Linked DNA regions of Homo sapiens: all the other regions are linked to region 3. A link is a contact called in ENCODE Hi-C data. All regions are on one chromosome and are shown on one strand. Each heading gives the region's core, a stretch centred on a gene start or an enhancer-like site at or near the end of the contact. The rest is flanking DNA. Distances are from core to core; before and after follow the strand shown.

What was found. Hi-C counts contacts between places; a loop is a spot of excess contacts on that map. Pooled maps may share reads with other maps.
Region 1: a loop to region 3 is called in a pooled map, with 3 times the contacts of the local background. The contact joins two enhancer-like sites. A Hi-C loop is called at or near these places in 3 of 37 single-sample maps with no recorded cell type and 3 of 50 pooled maps.
Region 2: a loop to region 3 is called in a pooled map, with 4 times the contacts of the local background. The contact joins the promoter of MED4-AS1 here to the enhancer-like site in region 3. A Hi-C loop is called at or near these places in 2 of 37 single-sample maps with no recorded cell type and 4 of 50 pooled maps.

Annotation. Positions count from the first base shown.
Region 1 is chr13:48,746,521-48,751,241 of GRCh38, forward strand. No RefSeq gene overlaps it. Among named protein-coding and RNA genes, the nearest start is that of CYSLTR2, 95 kb to the left of the region's middle. RefSeq lists an enhancer at 2,854-4,053. Within about 2 kb of position 2,816, at least 18 of the 41 ENCODE cell types and tissues checked have a DNase peak (open chromatin) inside an H3K27ac peak, as active enhancers do.
Region 2 is chr13:48,073,854-48,078,407 of GRCh38, forward strand. MED4-AS1 (MED4 antisense RNA 1) reads left to right here and starts at 3,284. Exons shown (of 3, transcript NR_046511.1): 1 at 3,284-3,498; 2 at 3,589-3,700. It overlaps MED4 (mediator complex subunit 4), which reads right to left. Exons shown (of 7, transcript NM_014166.4): 7 at 1,871-3,458. The coding sequence ends at 3,286.
Region 3 is chr13:48,489,761-48,494,414 of GRCh38, forward strand. It overlaps RCBTB2 (RCC1 and BTB domain containing protein 2), which reads right to left. Exons shown (of 15, transcript NM_001268.4): 15 at 1-491. The coding sequence ends at 351. Among named protein-coding and RNA genes, the nearest start is that of RCBTB2, 41 kb to the right of the region's middle. RefSeq lists an enhancer at 3,721-3,800. Within about 2 kb of position 2,876, at least 30 of the 41 ENCODE cell types and tissues checked have a DNase peak (open chromatin) inside an H3K27ac peak, as active enhancers do.

The DNA.
Region 1 (4,721 bases), core at 1,566-4,065, 260 kb after region 3:
GACAAGTCAAATTATATCATACCTGAAAGAAACGGAATTTTGTTTTTAAGGCAAACAAGATCCAGCAGATATAATTTTTGGCTCTTTTGCCACATACAAATCACTAAGAAGCAATAGCATTTTATTATTGCACAAAACAATTCCTGAAGAGAAGAAAATGATGAGTGGGCATTGTCATGTCAGGCTTTTGTTCAGGCTTAAGGAATATATTAAGAAACACCAAGGCAAACATCTATCCAAACCTCATTCAAATAGATGGAGCAGACTCCAAGACTAAAAAGTATAAAATAGCACGCAATAGAACATTGATCTCCATAAGCATACATTACAAATTTTAATGGAAAGTTATTGAAAATAAATTTACTATACCTATTACTTGAGCCTACTCGAGAGAATTCAGAACTAATATTAGAGGAAGAAATGGGCACAGCAGCCAGAACATTCCACAGCTGGGCTTTTGGAATGAGGCAGTAGGAAAAAGCTGTGATTTTGTTGAGTAAAAGGAATGAGCTGGGATCTGGTGTATCCAGAGTCTTTCCTACTCCATATGGGCTTTCTCAAGTCTTGGGGAAGTCACTGTGAAGAAATGCCACTTCCCAAATGAACATTGTGAATGTCTTGGCAATTCATTTCTGAAGCAAATCTTATCTAAATAAGACATGGGAGAAATGAATGGTGATTTGATCATGGTTAGGGGGACCACAGGAAGTGGTCTGCAAAGAGAACAGCTGCTGACCAAAGAAAGCAAATGCTCGATAGTACTTGCTCTGGGCCAGTCACAGGTCTCAGTGCTGTACAGGTGCCAACCCATTAACCCTGAGGACAATCCCATGAACTAATTATTATCATGATGCCGTTTTATACATGAAGAAAATGAGGCACAAGGATGTGAGATAAATTATCTAATATTATTCAGATTAGCCAATGGTAGGACTGGAGTCCAGGTTCTTACATTTTTTTTTTTTTTTTTTGAGATGGAGTCTAGCTCAGTTGCCAGGCTGGAGTGCAGTGGTGCAATCTCCTCTCACTGCAAGCTCCGCCTCCCGGGTTCAAGCAATTCTCCTTCCTCAGCCTCCTGAGTAGCTGGGATTACAGGCACGTGCCACCACGCCCAGCTAATTTTTGTATTTTTAGTAGAGATGGGGTTTCATCATGTTGGTCAGGCTGGTCTGGAACTCCTGACTTCGTTATCCACCCCCCTTGGCCTCCCAAGGTGCTGGGATTACAGGTGGTAACTACCACACTATGAAAGAGGTTTAATAGAATGCTACACATCAGGCAGGGAATAGAAAAATTGGTGCTAAGTCCTTCCACTTTCCATAGCAAGTGCCACAACAATGTCCCATGTATTAGACTTGCAAGATGGTCCTCATCACTGCCATCAAGACTAGAAGACTCCCGTGGTATTAACTTGTCACAAAGACCTAAAGAAAGGCATGCAATCACTGAGGGAGAATTTTTCTGAGGAGAGAAAGAGCCTGGGAGTGGAGACTTGATTAAGAGGCACAACAGAATACTGAAGAAACAACAGGCTGAGATTCAGGAAGCTCTGGAACAATCATTTCAACCTGAACCAAAGGGTTAGGTCTGAAAAGTCTAACAAGAATGTCCAAAGTGTCTCCAAGGGCCCAGGTGAAGTGACCCTGTTAGGCTGGTAATGAACAGAAGAAACAAAAATGATCAGGCCATAGACCAATCATGGTATGAAGCCAAGTCCAGTTAACAAAAATATGCTGCATCCCTGTGAGTTACCTTCTTCATGGTTTACTCCTTTGGTAAAATGGCTTTGCCCATTAAGCACCCAACTAACAGAGTTGTACTGAAGACCATTAGAGGGGCAATGTCTCAGAGAAGCAAAGGGAAAGGAGGCCCTCCCAAGGTCATAGAGGTTAGAGAAGAGCCCCTAATTCCTTCATACCGCCTGTGGAAGGTACTAGCAAGCACACAACTGGTAGCCTTCTCTTCAGTCTGTTCCATTACAGTGGTTTCCTTCTTCTCTGCTGTTATGTTTAATAGGAAAATGCAATGTATCCTCTGAAATTTTAGCTTTGAGATTGCACCAGGATCTAACATGTGGTGCTGCGATGTCCTGACCATGCCACCCTGGCCAGTTCACCAGGCCAGGCAGGGCTGAGCCTGGAGCTAAAACAGATTGCATACCCAGGCTTCCCCCCAGGGCCCAGGACAGCTGTCATATGCCCGTTTCAGGCCACAGAAAGGATGATAAAAAAAAAAATCTGTCTTCTCTCCTCCTTCTCAGAGCCTTTTCTCTGCAAAGCAGTGTTTTTTTCAAAATGGGATAGCCAGCGCCCTGCCAGGGATAGAGGGCAAAAGTCAGCAGCCAAATGAGTCAACTCCATGGTCCCTTCATGACACCATTCAGTCATGAGAGTGTTTTCCCAGAACTCAGCACCCATCTGGGACCTCTGGCCCCTCACACCTGCTGCTTGTTCTGTGGGACATGTCCTGCCCTCTGCTCTAACCCCCTCCTTCCTTGGACCTGCCTGATTCCCATTCATCCCATAGGAATTACCTTGGTGACCTTCCTTGGGAAGTCTGTCTGCCTGCCTCAAGGTTACAGGGTAGGCCATTTATACATATGTGGTCCCTCAGCACCTCCTGTTCACTTCACTATAGGATTTATCAAGCTCTATTGCAATTGCTTGTTTACTTTTATTTTCTCTCCTACTAGACTGTACACTCCGGAGGAAAGGGACTGTGTCTAGGTCATGGCTGATAACCAGTGCCCAATTCTGGGCCTCAACAAATGCCTTGTGGGATGAGCTCATGCTGGAACCTAGCGGGTGTGCAGACTCGTGCATCATTCAGGAGCAGTGTGCTCAAGAACAGTTACTGATGTCAGACAGGCCTGGGCTACAATTCTAGTTCTGCCACTTAGTAGCTAAGTGTTGTTAGACCAGCCCAAAGCTGAATTCTCTCATTCGTAAAATAACAACCACAACAATGATAATACTTACTAATTTTGTTATGATTGCACTACCTACCTCAGGATTTAAATAAGGATTAAGTGAGATATTCTAAGTGCTTAAAATAGACCTTAGCACATTCCAAAGGCTGGGCGACTATTAGCAATACACCTCTCCTCCCCCGATGCCAGGTTCTTCTGCTAGAGTCCATTTTGAAGAGAAAAAATTATTAGATTTGATGAAAATAAAATGGAATTGTTTTTCAAAGGCAGATTCCCATCCAGCAGAAGCACTTAAGACAATCATCTTTCACAACGATGAGTAATATCTCTCACGCTGTCATCCAGAATGACTCACAGCATCAGAGGGTCTCATGTCCAAGGGCGCATTCGAACTGTTTCTTAAGAGTCATTTCTTACTCATCACAAAACTCACCATTAGGTGGCAGCCGAGCCGGGGGCCCTCAGAGAAAAGAGCGAACTGACCTTTGAAGGCAGAGCCGCTACCAGAGGCCACACCGCTGAGAAGCGAACATCTGACTCATCTGGGGAGTGTTAGCCCAGAAATGACAAGGGCTTAATTCAACAACGTGTAAAATATCACATCCCCATGCCCAGAGGAGTACAATAGACCCAGTAAGCCCAAGAGTAATCTCCCCAGAAATAAAAGAATTAGGGCTGTTGACAAATGAAGACAAAAGCTTCTAAACCATTTTAGGTGCTTGTAATAAATTTGATCCCAAGATAATTAAGTGATATTGTGAGCAGCCTCATCTAGTCGTGTGTCTCTCCTGCTTAAAAGCCTTCACTGCCCCACCGGGTTTCTCAATCACTGCCTGTGTGGGTTGCACGGGGGGTAAGACCGGTGTCAGACTCTACAGGGGAGCATAAAAAAAGAAACATTCAATACACCTCCTATTTTCATAATACAAACTGCAGAGAGTAAAGCTTGATGGACTCTATCTGGTGCTAATATGCAGATGATAGAGTGAAAAGGCATGGAAAGGACATGGATTTTCAAAAAGGCATCAGAAACATGGGCATACTAATAACAATAATGTTAATTAACATGTATTAAGTACCTGATATGCACTGTGCTATCTACCTTACGGGCTTTATCTCATTTAGTCCTTAAAATCAGCCCATGAGGTAGGAATTATTAATATTCCCACTTGACAACTAGGGAAACTGAGGCTCAGAGAGATTAAATGATTTGTCTAAAGGCACATAGCTAGAATCCAGAGACAGGATTCAGACCTCAGCAGTCTGACATTGGAGCGATCACAAGGACATCCGAGGAGCTTGGCAGGACTCCTGAGTGCTCTGGTATGTTCCTTCCTTTTTGCCTTCACTCCTCCCAACTGGACGCTTGGTGAGCTAAAGAGCTGCAGAAAAGCAGCTTTCTGGGTTGAGCTGAACATTCCTGAAGCTGAGAGGTTCCACTGAACCAAGAAGAGACCAAAGGATAAACAGCACCATCAAACAGGCATTCGTCCCTGGGCCCTCCATGGCTGAGTACCAGCCAAGACTTTCACTATTCCAAGATAGAAGCCTCCACAGATAGAAATTCCCAGCCTAAACAGGCTTCAGCCCATGGTTATTATTAATAAAATGCAGTCCTCCTTGCCTTGAAAGCTTTGGGAATCTCTCTTCTCCAGCTTTCTTCTTTCAAGGGCAGGGCCCTGCGTTCCCCACACTCTCTCTTACTCTGAGGCCTGGCACGTGCCTTCTTGGCAGTGTTATCATGGCAGATATGCCTTTTAAACTTAGCTCAGACATTGCTTCCTTTGCAGAA
Region 2 (4,554 bases), core at 2,034-4,533, 420 kb before region 3:
TACAAAGTGCCAAGCACTATGCTGAGAAGGCAGAAACCTACTCAGAACACCCCTGCATTTCACATGTCACAAGTATGGCAGAAGTTTAGGAGGATAAGATTAGTGGAAGAGAGACCCTTAAACAGTTACAAGTCTTTCTAGCACCAAGATCATTTCAAAAAAGCTGACCGACATCCCCAGAGTTAAAAGTTATACTTATCAGTAGGAAAGAATAAACAGCCTACAGATTTCCTTAGAGGGGACATTGGAGAAACAAATACAAGATAGTAACTTCCTATGAACAAATTTAGAAATCTGCCTACAGAAGTGTGGCTTTGCAAATGTTTTTCTTCCTCTACCCTTTGTTTTTATCCCCAAGGTGTTTCCCTTTACCACTTAAAAATAACTGCTGATGCAGCTGAGGGATGGATTTGTCCACTCACAACCTCAGAATACATAATTCTTAGGCAGATCTCACTCTAGCTTCCCAAAGCGACAACTGCACAAAGTTATACCAAGATCAAAAACTGGTACTTCTGAGCCCAGCATGGTGGCCTGTAATCCCAGAACTCTGAGAGGCTAAGGCAAGAGGATTGCCTGAGGCCATGAGTTCATGAACAGCCTGAGCAACAAAGTAAGACCTCATCTCTGGAAAAACAAAGAAACAAACAAACAAAACAGGCACTTTTGGGCTAGATTTGTCCCACAGTTTATATAATCTAATTTTAAAAGCCTGGGCATACACTCTAGTTTTGGCCAAAATTTCTACCACTCCCTGTTAAGTAATATCTAGCCAACTCCTTACATTTGTGTGAGTGGCCTCGTCTCTGAAGATAAATTTGAGTTTATGACCTTTTATAGACATCATTTCCAGAGGCAGTTATTTTAAGGGCATCTACTGGGACACACACAAAAACCTTTAAAAAAATTTTTCAGGCTGGGCGCAGTGGCTCACACCTGTAATCCCAACACTTTGGGAGGCTGAGGAGGGTGGATCACGAGGTCAGGAGATCAAGACCATCCTGGCTAACATGGTGAAACCCCGTCTCTACTAAAAATACAAAAAAATTAGCCAGGCGTGGTGGTGGGCACCTGTAGTCCCAGCTACTCAGGAGGCTAAGGCAGGAGAATGGCGTGAACCCAGGAGGTGGAGCTTGCAGTGAGCCGAGATAGAGCCACTGCACTCCAGGCTGGGTGACAGAGCAAGACTCCGTCTCCAAAAAAAAAAAAATTCAGAAATATATAGACTTATGATATTGACTTAGTACTGATAGAATGTATATTTGTGTAATTTTCAGGGGAAAAGTTTGGATTATTTCTGATAGGCTGGATAATGACCCCCTTTCCCCAAAGATGTCTAAATCCCAATCTACAGAACCTATGAATGTTGTTTTGTTACATGGCAAGGAAGAATTAAGGTTGCAAACAGAATAAAGGTTGCTAATCATCTCACTTTAAATAAGAAGATTATTCTGGGTTATCCAGTGGGCTCAGAATGATCACAGGATCCTTTAAATATGGGACAGGTAGGCAGAAGAGCATCACAGTAATGCAGAATGAGAAACACTCACCAACCAGGGGCCTGGAGCAGGACCAAGGGCGGCCTCTAAAACCTGGAAGACACAGGGGACAGATTCTCCCCTATGGCCTCCAGGAAGGAATGCAGCCCTGCTCACACCTTGATTTTAGGTGAGACCCACTTCACATTTGTGATGTACAAAACTAAGATAAATTTGTGTTGTTTTGAGCCAAGTTTGTGGTAATTTGTTACGGCAGCAACTGAAAACTAATACAGTATTAAAGAATTTGAAAAACACAATCCTTTTGAATCTACCCTAAAGATTTGGTGATAAAAACAGGCAGTTACATTATGGCACATACCACAATAAAATTTTAGCCATTAAAGTAAATCTTTCAAGAATGTATACACATGGATCAATATTCCTAGTATACGGACAAGGCAAGGTTAAAATTAGATATTGTGTTAGTCCATTCCTAAAAATAACCCTGGAGGGAAAGACATTCAAACATTGTATGTCCTTAATTCTAGATGGTGAAAATATAAGATTAATCTCCTATTTTCCAATTTTTCTAGAGATCGAAAATAATCAAAAGGAAAAAATGATGGAAAAATGGAATTCTCAGTTCATTTGAAGAATACAGATTAGCAATTAAAAAATACAGCAGTATCTCAGGAAATAAACATTATTCTCATTTTACAAAAAAGTGTATGTGAACTTTAAAAAAATCTACACTACAATATGAATTGATATTATCTCTGGGTAGAATGCTAACAATTTTATTTTCTCCTTTACTGTATTCACTAAATGTTTCACATTAAATGTTGTATTACCTTTGAAATCAGAAGATACATTGTCTAAAACTGATACATCAAGAAATAGTTGTATAAGCATATTACCTAAACACAGAGGTTACCAACAGAAATTAAAAGTGGTTAAAAATGACTCCTGGGGAACTGTAAGAAGAGGAAGGTGAAGGGAAGAAATGGTTGCTTTCCATTCTAAATCTTCACACAATCTATTCTTAAAATCAGACAAGGCTGTGGTAAATTTTTTCAATTATTAAAAAAAATTATTTCTTCTAATAGGAATAGGCCTTTGAGAACCCTATTAATTGTAATAGGTTTCAATTCAGTTAGTCACTCAAGTATTATAAAATGCAACTGGATTTACAGAAATAATTTCCTACCTACACTGACAGTATATTTAAACTAAAAAAAAAGCATACAATGTACAAACAAATTTATTTACAAAAATTACAATTACAAACTGTACAAATTGAGACAATTTCCCATGCCTCCAACAGAAGCCAAGAGCCTTTACTGTCAAATGGCAGTTTTTGTTACTTTTAAATGACACACAAAAAGAAATATGATGCCTATTCAGTCATCCACTGCCAGTTTAAAAATGCTTTTCTAAATAATTCCAAGAAGCCTATTAGTGATATGTATATGGATAATTTCCCTCAACTCTATTTCTAGAATGGCTATGTACAAATCCAGCAAAACTGGAACAGAACAGGGTAAGAAAGCACATAGCAACTGCTTTTTCAACAGTAAATTTTGACTATTCCCCTAAATATCTACCTAGTGGCTTAAAACTAAAACTATGGTCTTTGGCTTTAAAAAGAAAGTCAAAAAATTTTGACTTTTAATGACTGCACAATTCTACCAAAGCCAGTGTTTACCTGGGTATTTTTTGTCACCTGTAGTTTACATTTCCCTGCTACTGTTAAAGAAACAGAATTCTACAGTATTCAATTCTGTATATTGTCTTTTAAGGTTTTTCAATCAGACTCACTACTACTGCTTGAGGAGTCCGTTGACATAATCTCTACATCATCTTCATTTTCTTTATTATGCCCAGGAGGTTCCAACAAAAAGTCACTACTATGATTTGGTGGTAACATATTCATCGACATGTCATTTGACTGCCATGGATACTGTGGAGCAAGGACATCTGGAGAAAAAAAGAAGCATAGATAAGAACAGCTCTATCTGTAATTAATCTAGTTCTTACTTTTCCCTTTATGCAACAATTTGAAGTATTTTTTTTAATTTTACTTTTTTCTCTTCTTTTTTTGACACAGGGTCTCATTCTGTCACCCAGGCTTGAGTGCAGTGGCACGAATACATCACTGAAGCCCTGACCTAGGCTCAAGCAATCCTCCTGCCTCAGCCTCCTGAGTAACTGGGTTACAGGTATGTGCCACCATGCTTGAGTACTTTTTAAAGTTTTTGTAGAGATGAGGTCTCACTATGTTAACCAGGCTGGTCTCCAACTCCTGGGCTCAAGCTATCCTGCTACCTCAGCCTCCCAAAGTGTTGGGATTACAGGCATAAGCTATTGTGCCAATTTTTTTAAGACTAGGAAAAAAATACACATTTAGCCAAATTAATAAAAATCAAATTTATCAAGGAAAAGTTGATATTTTAGCAACTGGGGACTTTTTTAAAAAAATCATACTACTCTGTAAGAAACTATTTAGTCAGTTGACATAATTTTTCTTTTGTAAGACATTTGTAATTACAAATTTTTCCTGTATCTATGTATCTATTATATGCATATATAATACATACTTATGTATACTAGGTTATGTAGATTATTCTACATATTATAAACAAGTAATAGGTACTTTAGTATTATAATAGATTTGAATGATTTCTTGATAGAGGAACTGCTATTGTAAGTGACTCTCATCAAAGAGAGGTTGATTAGCAATGTATGCATATGAAATACCTTAAAAAAGGGCCCAAGTTACATTTAAAGTCTGTATTTCTGAAGCAAAGGGACAGAGCACATAAACAGGTATAGTTCAAGACTCAAATAAAGAAGGCAGATTTTTAAAGGGTCAAAAGAAAGAGTTATGGTATTAACTAGAAAGGTATGCCAGTTAGCCTCAAATCTACCCTTCTCTCTGGCCCCTGAAACCATTTCTCCTTTGCCAGCTGCCACAATTAAGTTTTGTCAGTAGAGGGCACAGGTGGGACTCCACTAGCAAACAAGTTTCACTTCCTGGATCAGGTGGTTTTGTCTCCTTTACTGCTGTGATGCC
Region 3 (4,654 bases), core at 1,626-4,125:
ATGTGGTATCAGCCAGCTGAATAATGGAACATTTGGGCCAGAATAGCATATACTGAGACCAGGGTACCAAAGGTGTCCAATTTAAGTGACTCAAAAAGAGGAAATGGTAAATAAGATATTTCAATTTTTTTTCCTTGACCTTAGTCACATCTGATCAGAACATTCAATGCTTTCTACATAAACTCTGGGTTTAGGCAGACAAAGACCACTCACCACCATCCTTCTTCTGACAGTTACAAGTACTCAGCCAAACATAGCTCATCATACATACTATTAATTAAAGAGAAGTGATTCATCTCTGGCTTTTGCAGGGGAAATGGAAAGGCTCAAAAACTTTCCTGCAGATGGGATCAATTTTTAAAGGCTCCAACTCTGCTTGCTTTGCTGATAAAGTTCTTCAGGAGATCATGGTCCATTTCTGCAAAACCTGATGTTTGTGTTACTACAGTCAGATGGTTTATGCAAAACCTGAAGCAGAATTCTTCTAAATCCTAGGAACAACAACAAAGATGGTTTAATAAATTCATATTTACTAATTCAATGCAACATAGCATGAAAATCGCTAAAACAAGTTAGGCAAAGAAAAAGGATTTAATAGGCAAGTGGAGGAAATGATGGCATGGTAATACCTAAAGAATAGTCATAAAAAGTATAACAAGTATGAATCATCTATGCTTGTAAAAATTTAAGTAGCACAGAGTAACATTCAAGTTCCTCCGCACTAACCTAGGTAAAGAATCTAACTTTTTCTTCCCAGAGATAGGCATGTGAGTGTGTGAATTCCTTGGTACCTTTGTCTAGTGACAGTATTTGTAACTGTTGATTTCACTTTCAATAATTGTTAAAAGCCCTATACTCCTCTTTTATATTTATATCAGCGTCTTTAAGTATGTCTGCCTATAAAGAGTTGATGGAAGAAAAAGGTAAGCCATAAAAAGCAGTAATGCCAAGAAATTGCTGCTCTGAAGTCATTAACAGGCCACCGCTTTTTCTCTTTATGAGACGACACAGGATGGGATGGATGGATTTGATCACACTACATATGCCTTCAATAATCTCAACTGGGAAAATGCTTTAAAGAAATCATGACTTCCAAGTCTCTGGTAAGAGAGACCCAACAGATTGGTGTTTTCTGGCTTACTGTAATGCACTCTGGGCCAAAGAATAATGCTGTAATAATTCTCTTGATTAGAACTATAACTTGAAAATCAGAATGAGGCTGACCAGATGCTTTTTGGCCCTGGAGAAGTGAGGGCAGGGTGCTGAGACCTCCAATATGCCTCAAACCCTAGGCTACTTGGCCTAGGACAAGATGCTGCTAGGTGGTGGTCAATTTTTAAAAGTTTCCTCTCCAAGCTACTGTAGGTAATTTATAAAAAATAAAAGCCCCAAATACTTTCTAAGCAATTACATATGAACATTACACACGATAGTCTTTTCTTCTTTAGACATAAATTATAGCAAATGCTGAAGATGGAAAAAATAAAAAAAATAGCAATGCTGATAGCCTTGCCAATGTACATATAAACCTACGGTACATTTTCTTTTAAGAAAAGAAAGAAACTATACTAGGAAAATGTTTATTTCATGCCTGAAGATAACTGGGCAGGCTGTTGGTACCACACCAGCAATATGATGTGTCTCTGTCCCAGGTAAGCCCTCAGTGATAAACAGGGAAAATTCACACACCCACTTGTCATCACAGCATACTATACATAAAAATGTGCTTCAATGATACATGCTGAATATCTCAGAGTCCATTTAAAATTATGTGCTGTTGCTTAAATTTTTAGAAATGACATTTTTGCCTACAGCACACAAAAGTGAAACCAGATAGAGATGCATCATCTCTTTGGCTGAAGTCTACAGAGAGGAATGGAGGAATTCATACCTACACCACACACATTAGAGTGTGTCTGGAGTTAGGTGGCTGGGCAGTTTGATGCCTCACAGATCTGGACAGCATCAGGAAAATTGCTAATTAATGGGAGAATGAAAGGACCCTAAAAAGTTATCACTTGGATCCATGCTCCTTTACTTTATTCTAGAGTGGGATCTTCCCCTAAATACTAAATTAAGGACAGGACTTGGAAAGAGTTCCTGTGATTCTAAGAATTCAATAAATTGGCATAGGGTGGTGGTACTGGTTATAGGGGAATTCTGTCCATAGAAAACAAGGCCCCCATTATTTTTCAGTTAAAGAATTGTAGTCTATTTTGAATGCTACCACTCTGTATGGCTTCATGTTCAAAATGGGGCCCTCTGTTCTGTCCTGCAGTCCTACCACATTCTCCTAGTTTGCTCATTCTCCTACAGGACTCTCATACTTCTCCCCATAAGCCTGACATCTCCCCTCTCATCCTCATCCTCAGCTGACATGACTTCCTATTTCACTGAGAACCAGAATCACTTGAAAAGAACCTCCACAAGCTCTCCCCACCACGTCTCCTTGCCTATTACAGAGAGGCCTGTGGATGCAATCTTCTCTGGATCAAAGGTCCAAGACCCTATAGAAAGCAGAGCCCTTGCTCTGTCACTAGATCCCACTGCTCCACCTACTAAGGGGCCCTGCTCTACCAACTGTCCCCTGCATCACTGGCTTGTTCCCCTTCACTGAGTCATTTGCATCATTAGACAAGCTTCCATTTCCCACATCTTAAAAAAGTAAAGATGTTTTACCTCAAATGCCCCAAAGCTCTTCCTTTTTATCTTTATAATAAAATTACCATGAAAAGCTGCCTCTATTCCCCATCTTCAGTTCCTCTACTTCCACGCTCCGATCAGACTTCCCGCCTCACTGCGCTAAAACTGCTTGCCAAGGCCCCTCCGGCGTTCTCATCGCCAAACCCACTCGTCAGTTCTCAGTCCTCGTGCAGACGTGCCAGCAGCATCTGGTGTGGTTCGGACTTCTTCCTTCCTGTTTCGCTTTCTTTCCCAGCCTGCAGGAAACGGTCTGCTGGTTTCTCTCTTCCGTTACTGCTCACTCCTCTTCAGTCTCCTTTGCTGGTGTCTCCTTATCTCCTTAACCTCTAAGCACAGAGTGCTCAGGACTTAATCTTCAAACCTGTCTCACGTCACTGCCTCATAGCTTTGACTTCAGCACATTTCTCTCTGACTTCCAGGCTTGCTTATCCAATTTGCTTATTAGACATTTCCATTTGGATGTCTAATAGACATCACATACTTCTCATATTCAAAACCAAATTTCTGATATTTCCCCCAAAATGTTGCTCCTATCTTCTATATCTCAATAGATGCCACTTTCATCCTTACAGCTGCTGAGGGACAGAACCTCCTCAGTCGTCTTTTTTTTCCTCACATCTAATCCATCCGCACATCCTGTTGGCTCTACTTTCAAAATGTATTCAAAATCTTAACCACTTTTTACCATCCCCACAGGTGATAACTTGGACCAATCCACCATCATCACTTACTGGATTATACAGCCTCCTAAGTACCCTCCTTCACACACACACACACACACACACACACACACACACTCTTCTCTCTCTCACCCTCTCTCTCTCTCCACACACACACACACACACACACACACTCTCTCTCTCTCTCTCTCTCTCTCTTCTCTTCTCTCTCTCACCCTCTCTCTCTCTCCCTACCTCCCTCCCTCCCTCCTCAACACAGCAGCCAGGAGGCAGGAGGATTACTTCAAATGCCCATCATATCTGCTCCTCTCCAAACCCTCTGATGGCCACTCACCTTGGAACTCTGATTCCTGAAACTTGCCTATGGACTCTGCAGGCCCTGCCTCCTCCCACACACGCCACTGTGCACCTCCACCGCACCATCTCCCTGCCTCATCAGCTACTTCCCTCCCCACTGTGCTCCCTCCACACCGGGCTTGCTTTTCCCAGAACACACCACCCACACCTCCTTCAGGTCTCTGCTTGAGTCACCTGCTCACTGATGTCTTGCCTCCCTGACCATTCTATTTAAAATTTCAACTTTCATCTCAGGATGGCATTCCCTAGGCTGTCTTCCCTGTCTTACTTCTTTCCATATCACTTGTCACCATCTGACATACTATATATCCTATTCATTTATTGATCACCTATCTCCCCTCACCAGAAATTCCCATGAGAGCAGAGATTTTGGATTGTTTTGTTCATTTGCAGTACCCCAGTGCGTAGGGCAGTGCCAGGCATGTAGCAGGCACTCAGTGAATATTTGTTGAATCCATGCATAAATACTCCTGATTTCAAAATACTGAGGACAATGGAGAATTGTAGTTAAACATGCGGTTTTAAAATGTGCCCAATCTTGGACTGTATCCCAGTTTTGCAGTTTACTAGTTTACTCAGATTACTTAATCTTTCCAAGCTTCAGTTTTCTCATTTATAAACTGGATCTAATATAATAATGCCTATGTCATATAAGGTTGTTTTGAGGAGTAAATGAAACATGAACTGTGCTTAGAATAATCCCTGGCTCATATTAATTATGTACTAAGTGACAGTCCAGCATGAGGGATAATAATTTGCTGAAAGAGCCCATTTCTTGCTTATTTGAGCCAGGCAAATCAAATACAGCACTGTTCTTTATTTACGAAAGCTTGTATTTTACATTAAGTACATATACAGTCTATTTTACTTATAGTCTATTATACTAATTTAGGGTACAGCAATTAGCTGGACAG